Regions from separate parts of the Homo sapiens genome. Here region 2 is linked to region 1. Evidence: chromatin contacts called from ENCODE Hi-C or POLR2A ChIA-PET data. All regions are on one chromosome and are shown on one strand. The core of a region is the stretch at or near the end of the contact, and the rest is flanking DNA. Distances in the headings are between cores, read along the strand shown.

Region 1 (6,030 bases), core at 3,137-5,636:
AAAGATCACCAAGCTGGTAGTGATTTTGGAAGGATGAAGGACCCAAAAAAATGGGGAAAGGGGCTGAGTGCGGTGGCTCACACCTGTAATCCCAATACTTTGGGAGGCTGAGGTGGGCAGATCATGAAGTCAGGAGATCGAGAGCATCCAGGCCAACATGGTGAAACCCTGTCTCTACTAAAAATACAAAAAAAAATTAGCTGGGCATGGTGGTGCGCGCCGGTGGTCCCAGCTACTGGGGAGGCTGAGGCAGAAGAATTGCTTGAACCCCAGAGGCGGAGGTTGCAGTGAGTGGAGACTGCGCCACTGCACAACAGTCTGGCGACAGAGCGAGACTCCATCTCAAAAAAAAAAAATAGTGGGGAAAAGAACTAACAGATTTTAAAAATGTGCACATGTAAAATAACTCCATGCCAGGCATTTGGGGTACAATACGTGTAAACTTAAATTGGGTCTTGCTTTTTGCTCACAGGCTTAAATCCCAACTCTTATCATGGCCTTCAAGACACTGTGTGGTCAAGCCTCATCTCTGCCATGCCCCAATTTCTTCAGGCTGCTCCAGCCACGTGGCCACTTAAGTCTTTGAATATGCCACGCTTTCACATCTCAGGGCCTCTGCGTGGGTTAAACTCTGCCTGAAGCCCAGTCTTTCCCCCGGCTGATCCCTTCTCACTCTTCAAGCCTCGGTATAAATCACCTCCTCTGAAGATAGTCCCTGATTACTCAGTCCAAGGCTCCATCTCCACTGCCCACCCCACCTGAGTCACTCTTACAAGCATCCTGTCTTTTGCCAACAGAGCACTTTTCACCGTGGATCATTATGTACTTGTGTGTTTATTTATTTATTATTCAGAAAGGACATATGTTTTTGTCTGCCTGCCGTCCCTTGTTTGGAGAAACCTCAGTCTCTCATTGTACACAGTTCTGGTCTGGCTGTGAGTTCACAGTCTCAGCCTTCTCCCCATATATTCACACTGGCCCCAGGAAGGGAGGTTTGACTCAGGACTGAAAAATCCCAACCTCCCATCCCCCAGTAAAAAGGAGTAGCCCACAGAGTATACATGGGACCAGAACAAGGATAATCAGTGTCCACAGAGCAGGGGCTGTATGTTTTGAAACATGTCCGCAAATTCTTTGGCACTGCTCCCTACAAACGGTGGAATCCAGTCCCCTACCCCTTGAATATGGACAGTCTTTGTGACTGCCTCAGTGAATAGAGGCAGGGTGGTGGAAGGGACTCTGCATGAGCTCTAAGGCTAGGTTACAAAAGGCAGTGAAGCTTTCACCGGGCTCTGCCTCAGCACGCTCACTGTTGGAACTCGTCGCCATGTTGTAAGGAAGCTCCAGCCACGTGGGAAGGCCAATGTTCAGTGTTCCAGCTGATAGCGCCCTCTGAGATTCCATCCAATAGGCAGCATGAACTGTCAGACATGTGAATAAATGAGCTTTTGGTGATTCCAACCCCCCAGCCTTTGAGTCCCTGAAGCTGATGTCACATGGAGCTGACACAAGCTGTCCCACTGGGTTCTGCCCAATTGCAGATTTATGAACAAAATAAACGGTGTAGTTTAAGACACTCCACTTTGGGGTGGTTAGTTATACAGCCATGGAAGACTCAGACAGGGTGCTGAGCTGAAAGAATGTGATGTTGGAAGCCTGAGCAGCCACCATCCCACCACCTGGAGATCCCACAACCTGGAGCTCCCACCACCTGGAGTGAGCTGGTCTGCAGAGGGATGCCAAGTGGAGATGAGCAGTGATGGGGAACAGATAAGCAGAGACTGTGGGGAGCCTGGGTCTGCAGCTTTTCCTGTAGTTCCGTGGGGCCACTCCCAGGGGTCTTTCCCAGTGACCAGCCTCAGCAAGTTCCCTGTGTGCTTCAGCAAGCTGGAGTGGACTCTGTCTCTGGTGCTCACAGCTTTCTGGACCCATTCACCATCATCCCACTGGACCTGAGCTCCATGAGGCAGTGCCCATTTCTACTCTGGTCCATGCTGTACCTATGGCATCCATGAAGTGCTGCACAGTTTGGTGTTAAAGATTGATTCTAGAAGGGAATGAGCTCGTTGGTCCTCTCACCATCCTCAGTTCTGGGTAAACAGGGAGGCTCAGAGAGGTGAGAGGCTCCTAAGGGTACTTGGATAATGTATCCTGGTGATGACAGGATATGAATCTGGATGATACTTTGAAGTTCAGGATCCTGGATCTGGTTGAAAACACTCTGGAGGGGATTTCCAGGGGTGTCATGTGGGGCCCAGTGTAAGAGGCATCAGGCAGGTAACCAAGATAACCATCAGTGATGGGGATGGGGGGCAAAATAGGGACAAGCTCTGGTAGTAAACAAGAGTCCTGTGGTCAGACCAAGGCTCTGAGAGGATTGGAGGCCAAGGTCAGGCTGTGGGAAGGAGCTGAGGAATGACCTTTAATGCCTGTCCAAGGTGGCGTGGGGACTCTGGGAAGGGCTGAGCCTGCAGGGAGGAATCATGCTAAAGCTTATCATTGTCAGAGTAGAGGTTCTGTTCATCTCACCCTGCTGTGGATTTGCACGTGGTACAGATGCAAACAGTGCCTCTGTGGGCATATACCCCAAACTTACCATCCCAGTGCATGCTGAATGCACATGACAGCAAGCACCTGCAACTCCCTACCAGCACTTTTGCTCAGATGATGTGCATGAGGGCAAGGTCAGAAGCACCAGGAGTTAATGCTCCAAAAGCACCCTTCCAGTGATGGACAGGAGTTGGAGGATAAATATCTCAGCTCCCTCGCTCCCTGGGTAGATAACTGAGGTGTGTGTTTTACACTGGTTCTCAGACTTCCCCAGTGGGATTGAGTTCCAGCTGCTCAACGTGATAACCTGCTCATTAGTGCACCCTGGATAGGCTCTTTCCCTTCTCTGTCTCACTCCCTTCCTTCCCCACCAGTGCTTCCTGGATTATCCCCCTAAAATGCCACTTGCCTTCACATCCCTGTCTTGGGGTCTGTTTTAGGGAAGCCCATATTTAGACAGCACACATCCTGGGTGCAGGACTGGCTTATGGCTGGCTCTCCAGCCATTTAAAAGCAGCTTATCGTTTTCAGTTTCCATGTAAACCATTTGTTCTGGAAGCCCTTCCTGCCTTGGCCAGGTCTCCCTGGCATTTGCTCTCAGGAACTCATGAAACTTCCTACTTAATTTTGCATGACTCCCTTGCACTGGACTTTGAGTCCATGTGGGCAGGGCTACCATTGTTGTGTCATCCCCCAAGCCCCCAGCACCTGACACAGGACCCAGGGTTGGTCTAGGAAATATTTGTTAACTAAGACATAAAATATTCTTGTGTTGAACTCTTCCTGGGCACCAGACCCCGCACCTATTTCCTGCTGACTTTTCAGACATCATTGCACCCACTTTACAGATGGGGAGGTAGAACTCACTTCCCCCAAGGTCACTGTATTCACTATCTATGCCAAGTAACAAATTACCTCAAAGCAGAGATGCTTGAAACAACAGCACGGGTATCTCATGATTTCTGTAGGTCAGCCATCGAGGTTTACCTGGCTCCTCTGTTTTAGGGTCTCTCAGAGTCTACCATTAAGGTCTGGGGCTGCAGTATCATCCTAATAGGCTTGGCTGGAACAGGACATGACTTAAACTCACTCACTTGCTTGCTGGCAGAATTCGATTTCTTGCAGATTGTAGGACTGAGGGTCCTGCAGGAACTGGGACAGTTCCTGGTCACACAGGCATCTCCAATGTAGCAGCTTCCTTCTTCCAAGTGTGCAGGTGACAGAGAGAGAGAGACAGAGGCAGAGACAGAGAGAACAAGAAGGAATTCATGGTCTTTTTTAGCTTAATCTCGGAATTAACATGTCAGCACTTATGCAGTATTCTATTCTTTAGGAGGAAGTCACCAGGTCCAGCTCACAGTTAAAGGGAGGGAATACCATGATGTGAATACCAGCACGTGGGACCATTGACAGCCACATCAGAACCTGCCTGCCACAATCATTACTAAGGATCTGAACCCAGGCAGTGTGGTCTTTCTCAACGCCACAGAGTCTCTCTGACATAAGGGAGTGTGGACAGACCTCAAGGGTTGAAGAGGGTACCCTACGCTGAAAGAGAACGAAAAAGCCATTTCCTACTACCTGAGCTTTCCTCATTGCATGGAAATAATGGAAAGGAAAGAACAGAAGATTTTTTAAAAAACGTAAAAAGAATATAGGAAGCTACCAGCTTTCTCCAAGCAGCCTCAAAGACTGAAAAAAGAAAGCAAAAAAAGAAAGAAAGAAAATAGAAAACTACCAACTCTTCCAAGAAGCCTCAAAGACCAAGCAAACTGGCAGCATCTCGGAGTCACTTGGGCTGCCAAGAGGCTGCGACTTTTGGATCTGGAGAGATCTAAATACCAATCAGCTGATCCGAGGAACATTTTCCTCATTTCTTCCAGCATCTGCAAGCTGCTTTCGGGCCAAGAATGCTTCAGTTGGAGAAAGGGCTGTGTAGATTTGCCAGTGGCTGGCTGTCCCTGCAACTCCAGGTCCATCCTTATCCCAGTCTTTGGGATGGCTGACTCTGTGCTCACAGCTTAGGGAACAGGGACACATTGAATAGAAGCAAGAGAAGCAGAGACCATTGTGTTCCCACAAGAATGAAACAATCCATTAACCCTTTTGTTCCTGAGGTCGCAGGGCCAGGATCAGAGTGACCATTGACATAAACCTATAGGTTTGCCACACTCTTCTTTGGGATTTGTAATTATGACTAAGGTCCACTTCCCCTCTCTGGACTTCTATTTTCTCATCTATAAAATGACATTGACTCATGTTGTACCACCAACCTTGGAAGGAAGTTCCTCTGTAAGCTTGACAAACTCCTACTCATTCCTCAAAACCCCAACCAAAATATCCTTTCCCCCGAACCCAGGTAGGAAGTATAATAGTAGTTCATTTGTCTTATGATTCTCATAGTAATAATAAAAGCTAATATTACTGGAATGCCTACTATGTGCCAGTCATTGTTCTAAGTGCCTTACATAATTTAAATAATTTGATCCTCACATTGACCCACGAGGCAGGTGTCGCCATTACCTCTATTTGCCGATGAGGACATTGAGACTCAGAGGTTAAGTGACTTGCCCAGGGTTACCCAGTTAGTAAGTGGCACCAACAGTATTTGAACCCTGCTCTGGCTCAAGTCTGGCTTAAAACCGGTCTGCCCTCAGCAATCAGGGTCCTGGCCACCTTGCCTGGGTGGTTGATATTTGGGGATGGGTGTACTCTGTAGGACTGTGAGCTCCTGGAGAATGAGGTTGGAATGCCTGCTATGCAGCAGGCATTGTTTAACTCTGAGTCTCTCCTCCCAGCCCTGGGAACCACGCTGACTCCCAGGGCTTCTGGTCTCATTTGTCACACTTGCCTCTTCCTCAAGCAGAGTCCTTGGAGGAGCTGGGGGAGGTGTGTCGTGATGTGAGCAGCTCTGAAACCTTAAGCCATTCCTCTGACCCATCAGTGCACAAGCCAGGACCCAGAACATTGAAGAGAAAGTTCACACTGGTGTGTACAGGGCCCAGAAGCTGATGGCCAAGATGGCTTCTTCTAATTGAGTGGGGATGTTGAGGCAGAGATGCAGGGGCAGAAAGCAGGGAGAAGGAGACACATTGAAGGAGACACACACAGGGACCAACACAAGACAGAAATGTTGAGAAAGACAGAGACGCAGAAGGAAGAGACAAATGTCACAGGAGAGACAGGGACAGAGACAAGGAGAAAGAGGGAGAGAGAGAGAGATATGCAGGTAGAAACCCACAGGTGGAAGAGGGAGAGAATGAGTTGGAAAGGGGAAGGGTATAGAGGGGACAGATGGAGAGGGCCATGCACAGGGACAAAGGACAGAAACAGAAAGAGGGAGAGAGACAGACAGGGAGACAGAGGGAAAGAAACCCAGGGGGACAGAGACGACCCAGAAGCCAAGACTGCAAGAGAGACGAGCTGGGCTCAGAGGCAGAGAGGATCCAGAGGACAGCCTGGCCAGGAGGGCCAGGGCAC
Region 2 (5,827 bases), core at 434-2,933, 120 kb after region 1:
CCTGAGAAGAGAGAGACAGCCCAAACCCAGCCTATAGTCGCATCAGTACGGGGCACTATAATGCAATGTCCTTGCCGTTGACCCCAAGCCTCTGAAATCTGGACTGGGGAGTCTGGGGTGAAACAGACCAAAGCCCGGGGTTTGGGAGAAGTAAATGTTATATTTGGGGGCACTGGTATTTGGACCAACTGGATGCGTCTCAGAAAAAATTCCATTTTGTTCATCAGTAACCCCAGAGAAAAATGTCTTAGGGCAAAAAGGAAATGTCAGAACAGGCCTGCTAGCAAGAAGACAGAACAATCTTTTCATTCCTGTGTTCCGCTACATGCTGCCGATGAAGAAGCTGGTTAAGTTAAATATGAGACATTTCCAGCCAAGATTTGTAGGAGCCGGTTTCCAAGCTCAATTTTGCCACTGACTCTCAGTGTGATACGAACCTTAGTTTCCCCATCAGCAAATTGAGAACTAAAGATATCTTTAAGATTCCTTTCCATTTTAAATGTGTTCAGTCCCCAAGACACCCTCGAGAGGCCAACCTGGCCTGGCTGTCCCCATTGCACGCAGTGGAAACTAAGGCTCAGGAAGGGCAGAGGGCTAGCCCCCAGTCTCGTGGTAGCTTCAAACTGGACTCAGCCTTAGAATTCCTGCTTGGACCACAAAATTCAGCTCTCGTGGCAAACTGCCCCCCGCACCATGAGAGCCCAGCAACCTTGCAGAGCAATGGGTCCCTTTCAAGGGTCTGGCTCCTCTTAGCCTGGGGCCGGATGGTGTCACGGAGACATCTGGGGGCAGTCTGGCAACCCCCTCAGCCTCTGGGTCTCTGAGACATCCTGGGCCGTGGCGCACATCTGGCTAGTTGGCCGGAACCACAGCAAACATCTGTGGGAAGGGAGGGAAGGGAGGAAGGAAGCTGGTGCTCCCAGGGTCTGAGGGACAGAGTCCTGGCCCTGCTCCAGATAGCCAGGTAAGCACTTTGGCTTCAGGTTTTGGAATGTGTCTATGAGTCAGTGCATGCACACACATGGTATACGTGTGTGTACGTGTGTTCGTGTAAGCACTGTGTCCATCGTGTGTTGTATGTGCATGCATGTTGCATATGCATATGTGTTCTTGTGCTGCATCCATGTCTTTGTGTGTATGTTGTCTGTGTGTTTGCATGCACACATGTATTGTGTCCGTGCTTGCTTGTGTGTACATACATGGATAGGTGGATGTGTCTAGGTGTATGTAACAGGGATGTATAGCAGCAAAGACTGAGCTTGAATTCCAGGCCCACCACTTCCTGGCTGTGTGACCCTGAACCAGTTAGTGTACCTCTCTGGGTCACTAACAATAGCACCCACCCCATTCAGCTCATGAGGCTTTGGGGAGCTAACCCATGAAGACCAATGAACACTGGCCCACAGCAAAAGCTGCATAACTGGCTGCGATTATTCCGCTTCTTTTCCTGCCGGCTGCGTCTCTGGGTGCCGCAAAGATCCAGCCATCAGGGCCGGCTGCTTGTTGATGGGCCTGCATGCCGCCCCCCGTAAATTCAGGAATCGCCTGCCGCAGGAATGCCATATTTCTATCATCTCCCAGACAGCGTCAGCCTTCTCTGAGCTGTTTCCCTTTGGCTCACAGCCAGGTTTAAGAGTTTTACGAAAATTCCCAAGACCTTTAGCCGTCTCGACTTGAGAAGACAGGGCTGCTGGGCTGGGGAGAAAATGAGAGGCTACTGAAGGCAGGAAGCAGGCTGCATTCCTGGTCCCAAGGAGGTACGGCTGGCGGGAGGCTCAGAAAGCCCAGGACATTCTTCTCCAAGTTAAAAATACGCAGCACGTCAGCTGCAGCAAAGGCCTCTGCAACCTAAATCTATTCCAGAAAGCGGAAAGGTACAGCAGCATAGATGTTTCAGGCTAAGAGGAAAAGAAGGCCGTTCGGTCCCAACACTGAAGGCTCCCAGCCAACCTGTGTCCTCCGCACCGTCACCCCTGACAGCGGTGTTCCTTCCACCAAGTCCGCGCGTCCTTAGCGACATTCTCCAATGCACAGCACCCAGATCTGGGGTTCAAATCCCAGCTCCACCCCTTACTGTGTGTCCTCTGGAGACTTGCTCTACCTCTCTGAGCCTCAGTCCTTTCAACTTTAAAATAGGAACAAGAAGGCATTCCTTAAGAGGTGCGCTGAGGGTTAACAGAGATGGTGTCTGTGAAGCGGAGCCTGGTCTCCTTCCAAACTCAGGCAGGGCCTACCCCTGGGTGAGCTCCGCCTCTCCTGACATACACACTTGTTTGAGGGGCAGGGAATGCCCCAGGCTCGGGAGTCAGGAGGTCTCAGCTGTGTTTGCTGTGTGGCTTTAGGCAAATCACTGAACTTTTCTGTGTGACACTCCCATTTCCCCACCCATGAAATAAGATGGTTGAACTGGATCAGTAAATCCCAAAAAGAGGTTTAAACACCCCAGTGGCTGGGAGATGGTGGTACACAGGCATAAAACTTTTTGTTTTTAATTCTCAAATATTTATTTTTATGTGTATTAAAAATATCATCACTTCCAATTTGGGATGTCATGGATATTGTTGCTAAGGCTGAGGCTAAAATCTTTTTTAAGTGAGTTAGTGTAAAGTGGATTTAAAGAATGACGTTGGGTTAATAATGGGGCAAAAACTACCTAGGTGGCCATGAAAGACCGAGACTGGGGGATATTCCACAGAGAAGGTAATCTCAACCCCTGGCTTCTCTCCTTCTTGGTTTTGATATTATAAGTAAGGACCTGGCACAGTGGCTCATGCCTGGAATCCCAGCACTTTGGGAGACCAAGGCAGGAGGATAACTTGAGGCCAGGAATTTGAGACCAGCCTGGGCAACATAGTGAGACTGCATCTCTACAAAAAATTTTAAAAATAGCCAGGTGTGATGATGTGTGCCTGCAGTCCCGGCTACTCAGGAGGCTGAGGCAGGAGGATCACTAGAGCCCAGAAGTTGGAGATTGCAGTGAGCTAGGATTGCACCCCAGCACTCCAGCCTGGACTACAGAGCTAGATTCTGTCTCTAGAAAAACTAAAAAATAAAATTATGGGTAAGTCATGGCATCTATGAGCCTTAGTTTCCTAGTCAGTGAAATAGGGATAATAAAAGGTGCCCCCCAAGGCCACGACGAAGGTCTAATGAGAAGATGTCTTGAAAAGCACCTGACAAGATGCCTGGCAAATAACAGATGCCCAGAGGAGTGACTGTTATTGCGGAACTTGTATCAGAAGCCTAAAAAATTAATCATCATATCCTGAATTACTATTAATTGTATTATTATTATTTTCCAGCCACTGTTCCAAGCACTTTATATGAATACAGCAGGGATCATTTATGAAGCACTGATTGTGTAACAGGCCCTAACCACATTTTATCTCATTTAATAGCTCTGTAGTTCACACAAACGGCTCTGTAGTTCACAATTCCAACAGATGGCTATTGAGCATTTACTTGATTCAAGACACAGAAGATTCCAGAGTAAACAAGCCAGGAGAATCCCTGCCTGGTGAGGCTTCAGTGATACAAGGGCTGTTTTATAGCTGAGAGGTCTTGGAGATGAGATGAAGCTCTAGGACAAGGCAAAGGGCAAATGTGAGCCTGAGTCTGTCTGATTCGAGTATTCAGGCTGTCCCCACAGGGACTCCCCATCCCCGGGAACAGTCAGAGCATCTTCACACCCAGGCAGCTGTGAAGGAGATTGGAGACCCATCCATGTAAAACACAAGAGCAGGAGCCGACAGTTACCCTCATCTTCGATGCTCCCTCCCTTGACCCCACTGGAGGACATAAGTGTCCAAGAGGCTGAGACAGCCCCAACTGCCATCATCTGCAAACAGAGAGATGGGGTTACTGTCACCCCTTGCCCATGCAAGGGGGATCACCATGGGACAGAGAGACGCCAAGGGCATGTTAATGAACCATGCATGCTGAACTTGACACACACTGGAGGCTCCAACTCGTTCCTAAGGGACCTGTACCCTAATTTTTGCCCATAATGGGCTCCAGGTACTGTCATTCGAAAGGAGTCAGTTTGTCACTTACAGAGCACTAAGGATTGAATGAGATGGGGCTGGGTGTGAGGAAGGAGGAGAAGGCAACTGCAGGAGATGTGGACACCGTGCGGGCTCCTGCAAATCGGGCAGCAGATCTGGCATTCCTACCTAGGCTTTAACTTCCCAGCTCTTTGACATGGGCCATAAAACCTAAGCCTCAGCTTTGCCATCTGTAAAATGGGGATAATCCTATCAACCTTGCAGGGTCCCGTGTGTGGAACTGCACACAGGGTGCACATCACAGGCAGCAGCACAAAAGTGGCCCAAGGTCCTGCCACAGCTTTCCCAAGCACATGCCATGAAGGGCAGCTCAGTTCTGGGTTCTGTTTCAGCAGGAATGGGCTATGCAGTCTGGCACAAGTGCTCCTCCTCCAAGAAGCCTTCCTTGACTGCCTCTTGTCAGGCTGATTTCTCCTGCCTTGAATCTACTGCAGGGCTTACCTCAAAATCACAGGTCATTCCACTGCCTCATCCTCAGGTCGTGGTAGAATTTAGTGGCACACGATTGCCCTGCTCAGCTTGCAGATGAGGAAATTGAGGCCCAACAATGGAAAACGGAGCCAGTGTGGCTCTCTCCACCTCCCTGCTTCTCTGGGCTTTGCCTCCCCACCACTCAAAAGAACAACATAAAGCAAGCAGCCGCTCACTGAAATCAGCCTTAAACCTGAGCCAAGGCTGCCCCTTGACTTCTGCAACCAGGAACCCTGAGTCATGCCCTGGCCTCAGCCCTGGCGGCTCCAGATGGGGGCACCAAGGCGGGTCGGCAGTTTGCCACCTCCTGGCCACTTCTGCTAAGTGGAAACACCAGCAGGAAAGGGGTGAGGCCATGTGTGTGCCAAGCGGGCACCACACATGGGTGTCCCTCTGTGTGCAGTGCGTGTGTGCCTAAGAGTTCACCCACATGCATGTTACAACAGGAACCACACATGGTTGTGCACAAATGAGACCAGATCACACGTGTGTGCCTGAGGGTGTCCCGCATACATGTGTGTAGGCATCATATAGCGGATATGGAGGTCTTAGAACAATCTCTAAGCTCACAGTCGCACTTGGAAGAATCTGAACTCCGCACCAGGACCGCAGGAACCTGAATGTGCTGCCTTACCACTACCACTGTCACTGGCCTCATTTCCACCTGCTCCGTCCGGCCTTCCTGCCACTCCTCAAGGCCTTGTCCCTCTTCTGGAACATTCTGCCCCCAGATCTTCCCAAAACCGATTCCTTCTCATCCTCCACTATTTCAATATGGGCTTCAATATGGGGTGGGGGAGGTGGGAAGATGTCTCTTTGATGCCCCCATTGTGCCCCCCATGACCCTCACCATCCTACCCCAGGTTATTTCCAGCACAGCTCCTCCCCAGTCTAAATGATTTTGTTCTATGTGGTTTGTTTTGGGCTCTCTGAGAGCTTGCCTCCCCCATTAGACAAGATGTTCCATGAGGATGTGGACTTCACCTGCCTTTCTCAAAGTCGGCAAGAGCTGTCTAACGTGACCTGCTTGAAATACACTCATCGGCTAAATCATATTGAGTGTTCACGTGTGTGTATGTGTGCAAAGGTGTGTGTGTGCATGTGCCCATGTGTATAGGGCTGGCATGTGCACCCGTGTGCTAGTGTGTCTGCATGCATCTGTCTGTGTCCATCTCTGAATAGATGTGTGTCCATGGAGACAGTGGGCGTGTGTATTCGGGGAAGATGCCCCAGAACTAAAGGCACTGGCTAGAGTCCAGGAAGGGCCCTGCCCCTTGGGTAGGTTTCACGGT

What was found. Hi-C counts contacts between places; a loop is a spot of excess contacts on that map. ChIA-PET counts read pairs that join two places held with the same protein, here RNA polymerase II (POLR2A).
Region 2: a map of gastrocnemius medialis shows a loop between it and region 1 (2.2-fold over the local background). The contact joins two enhancer-like sites. A Hi-C loop is called at or near these places in 1 of 168 maps with a recorded cell type or tissue (gastrocnemius medialis). POLR2A ChIA-PET finds 5 or more read pairs at or near these places in 2 of 52 experiments (MCF 10A and common myeloid progenitor, CD34-positive).

What each region holds. Positions count from the first base shown.
Region 1 is chr22:27,456,310-27,462,339 of GRCh38, forward strand. No RefSeq gene overlaps it. Among named protein-coding and RNA genes, the nearest start is that of LINC02554, 150 kb to the left of the region's middle. RefSeq lists an enhancer at 5,052-5,826. Within about 2 kb of position 4,387, at least 5 of the 41 ENCODE cell types and tissues checked have a DNase peak (open chromatin) inside an H3K27ac peak, as active enhancers do.
Region 2 is chr22:27,575,693-27,581,519 of GRCh38, forward strand. No RefSeq gene overlaps it. Among named protein-coding and RNA genes, the nearest start is that of CPMER, 140 kb to the right of the region's middle. RefSeq lists enhancers at 247-747, 748-1,248. Within about 2 kb of position 1,684, at least 4 of the 41 ENCODE cell types and tissues checked have a DNase peak (open chromatin) inside an H3K27ac peak, as active enhancers do.